Regions from separate parts of the Homo sapiens genome. Here region 1 is linked to region 2. The links are chromatin contacts, found by POLR2A ChIA-PET in ENCODE. All regions are on one chromosome and are shown on one strand. The core of a region is the stretch at or near the end of the contact, and the rest is flanking DNA. Distances in the headings are between cores, read along the strand shown. Region 1 has its middle 89 kb from the start of ELOVL6. Region 2 overlaps UBE2D3 (ubiquitin conjugating enzyme E2 D3).

The links. ChIA-PET counts read pairs that join two places held with the same protein, here RNA polymerase II (POLR2A).
Region 1: POLR2A ChIA-PET joins it to region 2 with 12 read pairs in PC-9. The contact joins two enhancer-like sites. POLR2A ChIA-PET finds 5 or more read pairs at or near these places in 2 of 52 experiments (PC-9 and activated CD4-positive, alpha-beta T cell).

The regions. Positions count from the first base shown.
Region 1 is chr4:110,285,891-110,288,590 of GRCh38, reverse strand. It overlaps the pseudogene ZBED1P1. Among named protein-coding and RNA genes, the nearest start is that of ELOVL6, 89 kb to the right of the region's middle. RefSeq lists an enhancer at 1,232-1,321. Within about 2 kb of position 1,295, at least 3 of the 41 ENCODE cell types and tissues checked have a DNase peak (open chromatin) inside an H3K27ac peak, as active enhancers do.
Region 2 is chr4:102,818,296-102,820,995 of GRCh38, reverse strand. The region is part of intron 2 of UBE2D3 (ubiquitin conjugating enzyme E2 D3); the gene reads left to right. Among named protein-coding and RNA genes, the nearest start is that of UBE2D3, 7.9 kb to the left of the region's middle. Within about 2 kb of position 1,260, at least 4 of the 41 ENCODE cell types and tissues checked have a DNase peak (open chromatin) inside an H3K27ac peak, as active enhancers do.

The sequences.
Region 1 (2,700 bases), core at 46-2,545, 7.5 Mb before region 2:
GAGCGATGTTCCTTTAATTCCAGAGAAGTTGCTAATTTTCTGTAAAAACTCCTTTATGAGAAATGATATTCATGTGGAAAGAATATTCTCTTTATACCCTGATGTGTTATTAATTTCACATCTCTGGGATAAAGCCAGATCATCAGAAAGATTTATGCTTAGAATATCCTCTACATCCCCGGCTACTCTTACTGATATAAGCTCTGATATAATGCTTTAGCTTTTGAAAAATCACCTGATCAGAAAATTTGATTAACATTCTCTTATATAAAACAATTTGACTAGGCTGGGCGCGGTGGCTCACGCCTGTAATCACAGCACTTTGGGAGGCCGAGGCAGGTGGATCACTTGAGGTCAGGAGTTCAAGACCAGGCCTGGCATGGTGGCTCATGCCTATAATCCCAGCACTTTGAGAGGCCAAGGCGGGTAGAAAACCTGAGGTCAGGAGTTCAAGACCAGCCTGGCCAACATGGTGAAACCCCGTCTCTACTCAAAATGCAAAAATTAGCCAGGCGTGGTAAGCAGGCACCTGTAATCCCAGCTACTCAGGATATTGAGGCAGGAGAATCGCTTGAACCCTTGAACCTGGGAGGTCGCAGTGAGCCGAAATCACGCCACTGCACTCCAGCCTGGGTGACAGAGCAAGACTTCCTTCTCAAAAAAAAAATAAAAAAAAAAGAATGTTCAGAGAAAGACTTACTGATCCTGAATGCTGGCTCCCCAAATTATCACTATGACAACCTGTCGAAAAGACAAAGCTGAGCTTATATTGATCTTGGGAAGGGAGTACTCCCTCCACAGAATCTTAGAGCATCTCAGAAGAGGGAGAACAAAGTCAGGATATTTACTGGGACTCTAAGTCAGTTTAAGACAGATCTTATCCGATATCAGTGCTTAATTAACACTCTGTAAGGATTATGACTTAATAGTTTAAGATTCGTGGTCACAGCAAAGTGAAGATGTAAAGGCAAGGTTTTCAAAGAGTCTTGGGTTCAAGCAGTCTTGGGGTTTCAACTGTAGTTTTGATATGGCTCCCATGACTGGAGGAACAAATTGATGCTTTTCATGAAGAGTTGATGGCCTTTTGGGACATTGCTGAAATGAATGATAATGTTATTCACAACTTTTATCTTCTTCAGCAAGAGTTTCCTAGAATAGTAAAGCTATGTTGATGAAACCTAGAATAACAAAGGCCTGTAAATATACACAGTAAGCTATGTGGGTGTATACAGTTTCGGTTCTCACTGACAAAACGAAATTTGAGCTCATTCTCAAAGGAGTGAGGGAATGAGTCATGCCAACATTTGAAAGCAGAGTTCCAAGCCAGGCCCAAGTCCAACTTTTGCAGGGCCTGTGGCAAGGTTATAGATGAATGCCTACTATATGCCCAAATATTTAAGTGTTGGAAATCAAGTTAGCAAACCTTTTTTTCTTAGAGATGGGGTCTCACTATGTTGACCAGGCTGGTCTCGAACTCCTGGCCTCAAAGAATCCTCCCATCTCAGCCTCACAAATGCTGGGATTACAGGCATGAGCCACTGTGCCTGGCCTAGTAAACTCTTAAATAAAATGTTAGCCAGGTGGGGTGGCATGCGCCTCTAGTGCCCCCTACTCCAGAAGCTAAGGCAGGAGGATCCCTTGGGCCCAGAAGTTCGAGGCTACAGTAAGCTATGTTCGTTCCACTGCACTCCAGCCAGGATGACAGAGCAAAACTCCGACTCTAAAACAAAGCAAAACAAAACAAAACAAAACAAAATGCCCAATCAACACCCTCCAATAAAACAAAATAAACTGGTTACTTTAAAAATAAATAAATAAATAAAATGTTTTAGGTGCCTACCTTGATAAATATAACTTTATAGTGACTAAGTAAAAAAACATGTAAAGTTATGCTTTTTATGTGCCTGAAAAACATCAAAGACAACTAATATATTCACACGTGTGTATATCTGAGTATTCTATTGATGTGTAGTTGAATAATAAAATAAGGACACATACACCATATAAATCATTTTATAGTATACTTATTTCATAAAATTTTATTTCTTTGCCTTCATTTGAGGAAAATCATGAATTCAATTGTTATAATAAAGATTTTCACATATTTTGTTTTTATATTGACAACAGTGATCTAAAGATACACTGTCCTATACGGTACACACTGAGCATTTGAAGTGTGAGGCCTGTCCAAACTGAGATGTATTATGAGTGTAAAATACATACTTATTCCAAGGCTTAATATTTTTAAAAAAGTAAACTATCTCATTAATAATTTTATACTGAATACATATTTAAATGGTAATGATTTTAATATACTAGTAAATAGAATATATTATTAAAATTAATTTTACTTTTTTTACTTCTTTCATGTGACTATTAGAACATTTAGAATTACAATGTGGCTCACGTTTGTGACTCATGTTATATTTCTTTTTTTTCAGCTTTATTGAGGTATAATTGACAAAGAAAAATTATATCTATTTAACGTGTTCAACTTGTTGATTTGATGTACATATACTTTGTGTAATAATTACCAAAATCAAATTAATTAACACATCCATCACCATATATATGTACTCTGTGTGTGTGTGTGTGTGTGTGATAAGAACACTTAAGGCATACTCTCTGGCAAATTTTAAGTAAACAATACAGTATTATTAACTGTAGCTATCATGCTGTACAATAGATCCCCAAAATTTA
Region 2 (2,700 bases), core at 11-2,510:
TTGAAACATCTGATTTTTATCTCCTAATGATACTTTCAACATAATCTATTGTAAAAGAGACCTTCAACTTTTCATAGCTGAATTTGTCGTATTTAAATGTTTGTCAATTGTGAATCATGATTTCTTGTACCTTTTTCAGTATGAAATACTTACATTAATCCTAACCTTGCTGTAATTTCATGGCTAATGTGTAATTGAATGTTTTCTACTACTGGGCAGCTGTTTGGCTGTTAATCTTTGTTTTTTTTGTTTGTTTGTTTGTTTTGTTTGTTTTAATGTCCATAAAACACCCTTCTTGCTTTCATGGAGCAGAGCTTCAAATCTAAATTTGGGTTTCTTTGCCCATTTTTAAATAATGCTTACAAAAGAATGGCTTTGAATAATGTTAAGTGACTTTACCTTCAGTGGTGATCGAAAGAAAATTAGTAATATTCAATCCATTCTTAGTACCTTGTGTAATGAACACGCATGCTTGTTTCACCTATAATTACGACTAAACAGGAAGTTAATACCTTGTCAGTGATGCAGTGAGATACTGTGCAGTGCCTACTGTTAAACCTTAAGATAAAAAAGGATTTCTCAGAAGAAATTTCAAATTAAAATGTGTTTTAAAGGGACTATTTGGAGTTTTGTGAAATTGTTCATATCTTTTTGCCAAGCATCCTTCTCTTGAAATAACCATGTTTCTGAAGTTTGTTGTTCCCTGCCTTGATATTCGCATCTACATATTTTATACAGACATTTCATAACATTAAAGTTAATAAAACTTTATAGTAAACCAGATCTTTATATGAACAGTTACAGTAGTTACTGTCTGCCTGATGGACAGCTAATTGCACTGCACTTCGACCTCTATTGTTGGTTCGCACCTTTGTATTTTTCTAGGTTGGTTGTAAAGTCTTCTTGAGGATGATTCTTAAAATTTCTTAAGGCACTTACTCCCTTTGTTTCCCACCTCATTTTATCATCTCTTCCAGTCCCCAAAGCAGTGTTTTGTGTTGCTCAGTATAGGTTTTTGAGGCAAGGGCTGTTTTTATAATGCTGATTCACAGTCATACAAATCTTGTCTTTTGAGTCATGTAAATCTTGTCTTTAGTTCTGAAAGAAATAGACTCTCAAATAGAATACAAGAAATTAACCTTTAGTAATGGCATAAGCTTTTAGTTTTCCGGAAAGTGCTGAGAGGAAATGTATCTATACTACTGCGTTCTGTCCTCTGTATGACCTTTGTGTGATGACGTGCAAAATAGATGGTAGAGATTGGGATAACAAATGATTTGTGGAACATCGTGGTGATAATTTTACTGTCTTAAAGGTAGAATCCATGAACTTGGCCTTGCCACTATATAGGCTTTTGAATTTTGACAAGCCTTGGGGGGATGAAACCTAGAATAAGTTATTTATGGCGTTACGCTTTAATAGGGTTGACACTTAAAACCTTGTTTTCATAAATGCTACCTTTTGGTTATGTTGATCTGATGAACAGATACTGGCTGTCATTGAAAGAAAGTTAACCGAATGTTCAGATACTTATTGGGCTCCTGGAACATGGCTGCTCTGTAGCTTCATGAATATTCATAATATTCATAAATATTTGTGAATAAATATTTTTAGTATTTCCAATTTATAAGCTCTTTGAAAGGAGGGAATTTTTTTTTTTTTTTTTGAGGCGGAGTCTTGGTCAGCTGCCCAGGCTAGAGTGCAGTGGCGCAACTGCGGCTTACTGCAACCACCGTCTCCTGGGTTCAAGCAATTCTCCTGTCTCAGCCTCTCGAGTAGCTGGGATTACAGGCACCCGCCATCATGCCCGGCTAATTTTTATATTTTAGTAGAGATGGGATTTCACGATGTTGGCCAGGCTGGTCTTGAATTCCTGACCTCAGGTGATCCGCCTGCCTTGGCTTCCCAAAGTGCTAGGATTACAAGCGTGAGCCACCACGCCCAGCAAGGGAGGGGACATTCTTATGTTTCTCCTAGCATCCTTTCAGGTCTTTAATGTTTTCAATACCTTGGCCTACTGTTCTTTGTAGCCTGTGGTTGGTCACCACTGCTAGTACCACTTATCATTGAATGAGGAAGATAGAGAATAGAGAAGCAGAAAGCATAGTTTAACATCTCCAACAATCAACTGTTAAATCCCATATCCCATAGTGACTACAGTAAAGGTCTTCCTCAAGATAAACCATTTGCAGGCTTTGTATTAAAAATCTCATGTAAGGAATGTTTCAGAATAAAAAAAAAAATAGTGACCAAACCCATTACTGCTTAAATCATGTACTTCCAGATGAGAACACTCACCAGTGGCTTAAGCTGTACCTGTTGGTTGCCTTTTAGAGAGATTTTTTTGGTGAAAAAAATCCTGCCCTATTTTCTACCATGGTGCCCACCAGGTCTTCAGGAAATAGGCAAACAACTCAGTTGTGTAAAGTCTGTTGCTGTCTCAAATTTCTTTGTAGTGTTTTAACTAATGAGGCGAACTAGACCATGTGAGAGCTTTGAGAGGGTCTCATTTACCTAGCTTAGAAAGAAGGCAGAGGGGTCTCCTTGACTTCTTTTCCTATAGGTTTTTTAAGGCTTTTAAATACAAGTATTTTTTCCAGTGAGAAGGTCTGGATTCTCACACTAGCCAAGTGTGCAGAAAGTTTGAGGAGAAGCAGCTCAGAGGAAGATGACACTAAAAGGAGAAAGTTTCCTAAAAGA